Regions from separate parts of the Homo sapiens genome. Here region 2 is linked to region 1. The links are chromatin contacts, found by Hi-C or POLR2A ChIA-PET in ENCODE. All regions are on one chromosome and are shown on one strand. Each heading gives the region's core, a stretch centred on a gene start or an enhancer-like site at or near the end of the contact. The rest is flanking DNA. Distances are from core to core; before and after follow the strand shown. Region 1 has its middle 39 kb from the start of SOST. Region 2 holds the start of MPP3 (MAGUK p55 scaffold protein 3).

Region 1 (4,929 bases), core at 300-2,799:
GGAGGCCTCCAAGAGGCTGCCTAAAATCCTAAGCCAGGAAGGTCAGGAAAGGGTGATAAAAGGTTTTAACTTTGGGGTTTTGAAAGACCCTAGACTCCTAGGTTTCTTCTCTTGGACACTCTATGGGGCACTTAAAATCCTGAGTCATGCTGATTTTGGGATTTCCTCTGACCAGAAAGCTGAGTGTTTAAGACTTTTCACATTCGCTTGTTTTGTTGCAAGGAGCTAGTAAGAGCTCAGCCTGGCCTCTCCCAAAACCACTCATAAAGGAGCAGCAGACATGGTGCAGCCAACAGAGACTTCAGGGAACAAGGATGGCTGTGACTTGTGCAGAGCAATTCTGGGATCCTGGAACCTGAAATACATCTCCTCCCCAGAAATTTAGCCTGAAATTTCTTTAACCAAGATCAAAAGGTGAACCTTGCTTCTAATAATCACAGAGGACTGAATGTGTTCTGCGAAGGAGAGCCACACTGGTCTAAATTATTTCCAACTAACGTGTAAATGACTGATAGAGGTTTTTGGTTTTTTTGTTTTGTTTTTGTTGATTTTTTTTTTTTCCTAAATGCTAGTTTGGTGAGAAGGTAAAAAGAGTTATAAAAGTGCAACACCAAGGCGGGTGGATCGCGAGGTCAGGAGTTCGATACCAGCCTGGCCAACATGGTGAAACCCCATCTCTACTAAAAGTACAAAGAATTAGCTGGGCGTGGAGGCGCGCCCCCGTAATCCCAGCTCCTCGGAGGCTGAAGCAGGAGAATCGCTTGAACCCGGGAGGCGGAGGTTGCAGCGAGCCGAGATCGCGCCATTGCACTCCAGCCTGGGTGACAGAGCGAGACTCCGTCTCAAAAAAAAAAAAAAAAAAAAAAAAAAAAAAAAAAGCAACAAGCCCTCTCGCCTAGTCTCTCCTTTGTCGTCCAGACCCTCGCGGCCGCGGGCGTTCGTGGTTCGTCCCCTCCGCCCCCTCCGTCCCCTCCGCCCTTTCCGCCGCGCTGACTCGCCGCTTCCTCCTGGGCTCCATCGCCCCAAACCCGGGACTGCACTTCCCGGCAGACGCCGCGGCCAATGAGGGAGGGGCTGAGGATTTGGCGGCGGCGGCGCCCCGAGAGTCGGGGTGACGGGGCTTTGTGCGCTGAGGCGGAGGCTGCCAGCACGGAGGCGGAGGCCCAGGGGCTGTGCACAGGTCACCGCGGAGAGACGTGCGATTTCCCAGCCGAGCGCCGAGGACCCTGCTGCCCAGGCCAGGCTGCCAGCCGTAGGCTCCTCTCTGGCGGCAGCGGGGGCGCGGCGACACCCGTCTCTCGGCCTCCCCTTCCCACCCCACCTCCGGAGCCTTCCTCCTGCCGCAGCACGCCTGGCCTGGTCCGGCTGTGGCCCTCCTCGATCTCCGTGTCCCTCCTGTGATCGCATTGAGACGGCCGGGCGGTTAGAACGGGACAAACTGAAGGCCCGATGAGAGAAAGGGAAAGTTAAGAATGCTGGAGCAGAACAATGGATTTCTCTTTCTCTTTCATGCAAGGGATCACGGGAAACACAGTTCAACAACCACCTCAACTCACTGACTCCGCCAGCATCCGTCAGGAGGATGCCTTTGATAACAAAATTGACATTGCTGAAGATGGTGGCCAGACACCATACGAAGCTACCTTGCAGCAAAGCTTTCAATACTCACCTACAACAGATCTTCCTCCACTCACAAATGGCTACCTGCCATCAATCAGCATGTATGAAATTCAAACCAAATACCAGTCGCATAATCAATATCCTAATGGGTCAGCCAATGACTTTGGCGCAGCTAGAAACTTTAGCCCCACTGACTATTACCATTCAGAAATTCTAAACAGAAGACCACATTAAATTCTAGAAAACCCTTCCCCTCCACAGCCACCACTTCGGTACCACAAACTGTGATTCCAAAGAAGAGTGGCTCACCTGAAGTTAAACTAAAAATAACCAAAACTATCCAGAATGGCAGGGAATTGTTCAAGTCTTCCCTTTGTGGAGACCTTTTAAATGAAGTACAGGCAAGTGAGCACACGAAGTCAAAGCATGAAAGCAGAAAAGAAAAGAGGAAAAAACCCAAAAAGCATGACTCATCAAGATCTGAAGAGCGCAAGTCACACAAAATCCCCAAATTAGAACCAGAGGAACAAAATAGACCAAATGAGAGGGTTCACACCATATCAGAAAAACCAAGGGAAGATCCAGTACTAAAAGAGGAAGCCCCAGTTCAGCCAATACTATCTTCTGTTCCAACAACAGAAGTGTCCACTGGTGTTAAGTTTCAAGTTGGTGATCTTGTGTGGTCCAAGGTGGGAACCTATCCGTGCTGGCCTTGTATGGATTGAAGTGATCCCCAGCTGGAGGTTCATACCAAAATTAACACAGGAGGTGCCCGAAAATATCATGTCCAGTGTTTTAGCAAACAGCCAGAGAGGGTGTGGGTTCATGAAAAATGGGTACAGGAGTATAAAGGTCATAAGCGGTATGAAGAATTACTGGCTGAGGCAACCAAACAAGCCAGCAATCACTCTGAGAAACAAAAGATTTGGAAACCCTGACCTCAGAGAGAACATGCTCAATGGGATTTTGGCATTGCCCATGCAGAGAAAGCATTGAAAATGACTTGAGAAGAAAGAATAGAACAGTATACTTTTATCTATATTGATTAACAGCCTGAAGAGGGTTTATCCCAAGCAAAAAAGAATGTTGGGGCCGGGCGCGGTGGCTCACGTCTGTAATCCCAGCACTTTGGGAGGCCCAGGCGGGCGGATCACAAGGTCAGGAGATTGAGACCATCCTGGCTAACACGGTGAAACCCCGTCTCTACTAAAAAAATACAAAAAAATTAGCCGGGCATGGTGGTGGGCGCCTGTAATCCCAGGTACTTGGGAGGCTGAGGCAGGAGAATGGCATGAACCGGAGATCGCACCACTGCATTCCAGCCTGGGCGACAGAGCGAGACTCCATCTAAAAAAAAAAAAAAAAAGAATGTTGTCTCCAAAGCCGAAGTTAAAAAAACCTGATGACCAAGATCTGTGCTTTAAACTCAGCCAGAACAGATCAATGCAGGGGAGGTGGCCTCCTCACTCTCAAGTACTGACATTTGGAGACACAGCCCGAGGCAGCACACAAGCGCGGACGAGGAAGAGCCACCTCCTGTTAAAATAGCCTGGAAAACTGTGGCAGCAAGGAAATCCTACCAGCTTCCATTACAATGCACAAAGGGAGCCTGGATTTGCAGAAGTGTAACATGTCTCCAGCTGTGAAAATTGAAGAAGTGTTTGCTCTTCAGAATGCTACAGAGGATGGGAAATTAATTTGTTTATTCAACAAAGGGAATTGGTAACAAAACAGAAATAAGTGTCAGGGGGCAAGACAGGCTTATAATTTCTAAACCAAACCAGAGAAATGAAAAGCCAATGCAGAATATATCATCTCTTGAAGCAACATCTGGTTCTACAGGCTCAGTAGAAAAGAAGCAACAGAGAAGATCAATTAGAACTTGTTCTGAATCAGAGAAGTCCACTGAGGTTGTGCCAAAGAAGAAGATAAAAAAGGAGCAGGTTGAAATAGTTCCTCAGGCTACAGTGAAGACTGGATTACAGAAAGGGTCGGCGGACTGGGGAGTGCAGGGCTCTGTCAGATTCAGTGACAGCTCCATCTCCACAGCGATTGAGGAAACTGTAGACTGAGATTCCTGTACAATTTCATCCCAGAAAATCCAGACTTGTAGTCTCCATGCAAGATTTCTTTTTCTGTCGGCAGCTTGATAAACAGTTTATTTGTTTTAGATTTTGATTTTGCCAGTCATCATTATTGGCATTTTCCTGCCTGGTTTCTTCTTGAAGACTCTGAACGATTGCTTTAACATTCAAATGATTTTTTTTTTTTTCAGTTTGAGCTGGATGGGTACAGCTTAAATCATGGGTCCAGCCTAAAAACCACCATTTAACTTACACTGATCAGTTTCAACACGACATGGAATGGACTGTTTTTGGTTTTTTGTTTTTATTTTTTATTTATTTGTGGTGTTTTTTTGTTTGAGATGGAGTCTCGCTCTGTCACCCAGGCTGGAGTGCAGTGGCCCAATCTCGGCTCACTGCAACCTCTGCCTCCCGGGTTCAAGTGATTCTCCTGCCTCAGCCTCCTGAGTAGCTGGAATTACAGGCATGTGCCACGCCCGGCTGATTTTTTTTTTTTTTTTTTTTTGTATTTTTAGTACAGACTGGGTTTCACCATGTTGGTCTGGATGGTCTTGATCTCCTGACCTTGTGATCCGCCCACCTCAGCCTCCCAAAGTGCTGGGATTACAGGCATAAGCCACCGCGCCTGGCCAAGTTTTTTGTTTTTAAATAAAGCATCATTAATGCACCTCTGACAAAAATAAATAAATAAATAAAGCAGCAAATTCTGAAAGGGAGCCCCGCAATGGGGAAAGAGGTGCCCAAAGGGAAGTGTGGAGTTTAGGAAAGACCAAAGTTAGCTCAGGATTTCCCCTGGAGCCTGGGAGCGGGGGAATTGTATTGAGATAAAGGAGCACCAGGCCCATCTGTCTGGAGCTGACACGGAGACCTCTGAGTAATGATTTCAAGGAGGAAGAGCAGGCAAGACCCACTGAGGGTACCAGAAACAGCAAAATTGGGTGGGTAGATACACCGTCTACCTGGACTGGAGTAGAAAAAGGGAGGATAAAGAAGACAGTATTCACCCCACACACATTTGCTGTGGACTTACTATGTGCAGGGGGCCATGCCCAGTACTGAGTTCAGTCTCCTGTTGGAAAAGTTTCATCAGAGCCTGACGGAGAGCAGATTTCCACAAGCCCATCAATAACACTTAATGTGCAGTGCATTTTGGGCTCAAACCCTGAAGGTGCCTCGAAAAGGCTTGTAAGCTGGGGGTACAGTCCCCTGCCTGAGGAAGGATACC
Region 2 (4,881 bases), core at 1,552-4,051, 110 kb before region 1:
TTTGTCAGATATATTTCTTCCTAGTCTCCCAGTCTGTGGCTTGCCTCTTTTCTTTTCCTTTCCTTTTCTTTCTTTTTTCTTTTCTTTTCTTTTTTTTTTTTTGAGACAGGGTCTTACTCTGTCACCCAGCCTGGAGTGCAGTGTCACAATCATGGCTCACTGTAACCTCTGCTTCCCAGGCTCAAGTGATCCTCCTGCCTCAGTCTCCTGAGCAGCTGGGACTACTGGCACAAGCCAACATGCCTGGCTAGTTTTTGTAATTTTAGTAGATACCGACTGGGTTTTGCCGTGTTGCCCAGGCTGGTCTCGAACTCCTGGGCTCAAGCCATTCACCCGCCTTGAACTCTTAAAGTGCTTGAAGGGATTACAGGTGTGGGCCACTGCACCTGGTCCCTGGTCCTATTTTCTTAATAGTGTTTTGTTTTGTTTTGTTTTGTTTTGTTTTGTTTTGTTTTGTTTTGAGACGGAGCCTCACCCTGTGGCCCAGGCTGGAGTGCAGTGGCGCGATCTCCACTCCCTGCAACCTCCGCCACCACACCCGGCTAATTTTTGGTATTTTTAGTAGAGACGGGGTTTAACCATGTTAGCCAGAATGGTCTCCATCTCCTGACCTCGTGATCTGCCCGCCTTGACCTCCCAAAGTGCTAGGATTACAGACGTGAGCCACTGCGCCCGGTCTTTTTTTTTTTTTTTTTTGAGATGGAGTCTCACTCTGTCACCCAGGCTGGAGTGCAGTGGCCTGATCTTGGCTCACTGCAACCTCTGCCTCCCGGGTTCAAGCAATTCTCCTGCCTCAGCCTCCTGAGTAGCTGGAACGGACACAGGTGTGTGCCACCATGCCTGGCTAATTTTTTGTATTTTTAGTAGAGATGGGGTTTCACTGTGTTAGCCAGGATGGTCTCAATATCCTGACCTCAGATGATCCACCCACCTTGGCTTCCCAAAGTGCTGGGATTACAGGCATGAGCCACTGCACCTGGCCAATAGTGTTTTTTGATGAGCAGGAGTTTTAAATTTTGATGAGGTCCATTTATCAATTGTTTTCAGGGTCCATGCTTTTTTTAAAAATTTTTTCTTTTTTTAGAAACGGTGTCTCTTTGTCACCCAAGCTGAAGCGCAGTGGACTGATCATAGTTCACTGCAGCCTTGAACTCTTGGGCTCAAGCAATTTGCCTGCCTCAGCCTCCTGAGTATGTGGGATACAGGCTCATGCCACCATGCCTGGCTTTTTTGTATCCTTTCTAGGAAATCTTTGCATACCCCAAGATTTAAAAGATACCCTCCTGTTTTATTCTAGTAGCTTTATCGATTTGCTTTATGTTTAGGCCAATGATCTCTCTTAAATTGCGTTTTGAATATGGTGTGAGGTAGGGATTGGGTCCCTTCAGGCACATAAATATCTACTTGTTCCAACACCACTTCCTGGTGTTCTTGTCCAAAATCATTTGACCCATATCAGATGGATCAGATGGTTCTCATTATTTTTCCAACAGTAAACATTGCAGCTAAGAATGTGTCTCATGCAGTCTCTCTCCACTCAAAAAGTGTGGTCTGCAGACCAGTGGCGTCACATCACCTGGGAGCTTGTCAGAAATTCAGAATCTGGCACCACTCCAGCATTACACAACCCCCTAGTGAGTCTCAGGCACGTTACATTTTGAGGAGCAATAGTGTAGATATTTCTTGAGGAATGAGGATAATTTTTGAGGAATGAGGGGAAACATCATCATGACATTTGCTGCCTCTCACAGCCTCCCCATGCACTACAGCCTGTGGGGCCTGCCAACCCATTTTCCCTGGTTACTGTGCAGGGCTAGATTTACTTCCAGACTTAACCTCTGGGTCCACCTCTCCTGACATGTGCTGTGCCGTTCTTTGCTGCTGGGATTGAGGGAAGGGGGCCCACTCACTCACCCACTCCTCACCTTTTAATACCCACAACCACCTGCTCACTCACCCAGCAGTTCCTATGCTCTCCCCTATACACATTCTTTCACCAGGAACCTCAGTTTCCTCAATTGCAGAACCAAAATAAGAATGGTCTTGATATCAGGAACTACTGTGAAGGGAAGTGATCTGAGGAGTACCTGGGCATGGAGACAGCACAATATAAGTCAGTTATCGTCATGGCCATTTCAGAGCTCTTTTTCCAGTAAAGCCCCTGGATGCTGCTCGCCTCTGCTATGTAGCCTCACTCCCCTGCAGCCGGGCAGAATGGAGTCCCCCTCCTCTCCAGCCTGACTTCTCCTCCCCTGCTCCGCGTCCCCAGGGCAGCGTGCACCGATAAATCTTTCCCAGCGCGTTGCATTGTTACAGCGAGTTGCCCTCGCATCCGACCGGCCCCCCGCCCCACCTCTGGAGATCTTCAAACCCAGGATCTGTGCCTTGGTCGTCTTTGAAGCCCCGGCCCCTGGCACAGCGCCTGGCACCTGGAGGGCGCTCAATAAATGTTTGCAAAATCGAATTCTCTGTTGAGCAGGTGTCCACCCCTCCACTCGCGGAGGGTGGGTTGCGCGGGCGGAAGGGAAGTCTGGCTGTGTGCCAGGGTGCGGGGGGACACAGGCAGGGGACTCAGGGAGCGGGAGAGCGGGAGCGGGTACGACGCCGGCTAGCGGAGCCCGGCCCGGAGGGTGCGGCGGTGCCAGACGCGGAGGGCGGCCTCCGCTCCTCCCCCGCCTCCTCCCCGCGCCGCGCCTCCTCCCCGCGCCGCGCCTCCTCAGGCTCCGCCACCCCCGCCCGGCGCGGCAGCCGCAGGGAGGGGTCCGGGAAGGCGGAGCCAGCGGCGGCCCAGGCTCTGGGCACTCGCGCGGCTCCCGTTCGCGGAGCACACATCCCGGCGCGACGAGGTAGGAGGCCGCGAGGGGAACGGACGAGGGAGCTGGGCGCCGCGGCGGGAGGGGCGGGAGGCCGGGCCGAGACCCTCCTCCCGTGCTCCCGGACAGCCTCGCGGCCCACCGAGCCCACCGCGGGAGTCTCAACCCCGCCCCTCGGCCCCCGCCTCCCTCTTCCCGCGCCCGCCCCGCCGCGCGCCCCCCGCTCCCTGCTGCTCCGCGTCCTCCGGGACCGCCCTCCGAGGTCCCCCGGGGTCGCTGCTCCTGCGCCCAGTGCGCTCCTTGTTCTCCCACAGGTTCCTTCGGAGAGCGAGCGGGAGTCGGTGCTCGGCCTCCTGCGGGGAGCAGCCCGAGGGTGAGTCCGGCGTGGCGTGGCGGGGCGGGGCGGGGCGGAGGCTGGAGGGCCCGGGGCCGCTCTTACGCCTCTTAGTGGCACCGGGGCTCGGCGCTGCGGGCTGGCTCCATGTTTGCGGAATGAATCAGTCATGACTCTCCTTCTCCTCTTCCTAAGGAGGACTTTTTGAGGTCCACGTGCTGCAGAGCACCTTTGGAGGGCCTCATGAGATAGGGGTCCCCCCTCCTGCATAGTGGAAGCCCGACTCCCATTTCCCCCCCTCCTCTCTGCACTCCAGTCTGGAGGCTCCCTTTGGGTTGGGTCTTGGGGGGTCGGGGACAGGGGGCTTGTAGGCCCAGCCAGGTAGTTGTGGAAGGTGTGTCCCAGCAGGAGACTTGAGCCAGGGCTCTTAGAAGGTTGCAGTGGAGGGGGCGCGCTGCGGAGGACAGCTGACACTGTCAGGCAGGGTCACTTGGCACCTCCAAGGCCAGCCTGGAAGAGCCTGCTTGAATATGGATTTTGACCCACAGCTTACTGAAAGCTTCCACGCCGCTGTTTCTTCATCAATAAAATGGGAACATTCGCAGTCATTTCTCAGGACTTTGTGCAGACAAAAAGTTTATCATAGAAATCACCCCACACAATGCTTGGCACATCGAGGACACTCAGCACATCTTAGCTTTATTTCCTTCCTCTCTGAAAAAAGTAAGCAGAGTTATTTGTTCCCATCCTCTCTGTCCACAGCCTGGTCTCAGAGAACACAGTAGATGTGTAGTCAGTTTGTTCAATAAATATGCTTGATGGAGCTTCAATACCCACCTCCACCCCCTTCTCCCAGAATCTGCAGGGAGAGGTCGGGAGGTGACAACGCCAGCATGCCAGTGCTATCGGAGGACTCTGGTAAGTACCTCCCCCCGGCTGGACCTGCCACAGTCCTGAAGACAAGAGCCTGCCTGGCAGCCTCCAGGCCCTGGCAGTGAGAGCCTGGGGAGAGAATGTCCTCACGGCAGGACTGAAGTGCTGTTTGAGGCCCCACTCGGGCTCCTCGGGGGCAGGGAGCACCCACTGCGTTTGCTATCCTTTGTTTTTCTCACCTCTCCCCAGGTTTGCATGAAACCCTGGCCCTGCTGACCTCCCAGCTCAGACCTGACTCCAACCACAAGGAGGAGATGGGCTTCCTGAGGGATGTTTTCAGTGAAAAAAGCCTCAGTTACTTAATGAAGGTGAAGTCCCACGTCATCCTGCGTGGAAGGGTGTCTAGAGGTCTTTCTAGCTGTCTGTGGCCGTCTGAGGTCATCCTAGTCATCTCCCTGCCCCAGGAAGGCCTTCACTTGCCCACTACACAGGACTTTCTCTTATGGTGCCCTGTCAGTGGCCCAGTCTGCTGCCCCAAATGTCCCCACAGCCGTGGGTGGGATGTGTGGTGTCCAGGGTGCATCTGAAATACTCTGTCTTTGCAGATTCATGAGAAGCTTCGCTATTATGAAAGGCAAAGTCCAACCCCAGTTCTGCACAGCGCTGTGGCCCTCGCTGAGGACGTAAGCCCCAGGTTTCTCCTTACAGTGTCTGCCCCACTCCCCACCCTGTAGGGCTCCTTCATCTTGCCTCGCTTGCTTAGTGTGGGGACACCGGGAATCAGGAGCCCAAAGGTGAAGAGGTGTTTTCTTCCCTTGTCCTCCTCCTTCTCTTCCTCTCTCTGGGTTCCCCGAAAGGTAG

What was found. Hi-C counts contacts between places; a loop is a spot of excess contacts on that map. ChIA-PET counts read pairs that join two places held with the same protein, here RNA polymerase II (POLR2A). Pooled maps may share reads with other maps.
Region 2: a loop to region 1 is called in a pooled map, with 2.4 times the contacts of the local background. The contact joins the promoter of MPP3 here to the enhancer-like site in region 1. A Hi-C loop is called at or near these places in 4 of 50 pooled maps. POLR2A ChIA-PET finds 5 or more read pairs at or near these places in 2 of 52 experiments (CD4-positive, alpha-beta T cell and HEK293).

Annotation. Positions count from the first base shown.
Region 1 is chr17:43,716,996-43,721,924 of GRCh38, reverse strand. It overlaps the pseudogene WHSC1L2P. Among named protein-coding and RNA genes, the nearest start is that of SOST, 39 kb to the left of the region's middle. RefSeq lists silencers at 902-961, 1,112-1,221, 1,252-1,321 and an enhancer at 2,761-3,365. Within about 2 kb of position 1,549, at least 34 of the 41 ENCODE cell types and tissues checked have a DNase peak (open chromatin) inside an H3K27ac peak, as active enhancers do; they include CD4-positive, alpha-beta T cell, where a contact is called at or near this core.
Region 2 is chr17:43,831,066-43,835,946 of GRCh38, reverse strand. MPP3 (MAGUK p55 scaffold protein 3) reads left to right here and starts at 2,801. Exons shown (of 20, transcript NM_001932.6): 1 at 2,801-2,846; 2 at 3,128-3,186; 3 at 4,004-4,065; 4 at 4,270-4,388; 5 at 4,626-4,703. The coding sequence starts at 4,041. It overlaps LOC107984979 (a long non-coding RNA gene), which reads right to left and starts at 2,242. Exons shown (of 3, transcript XR_001753057.2): 1 at 1,958-2,242. RefSeq lists silencers at 2,672-2,771, 2,792-2,841.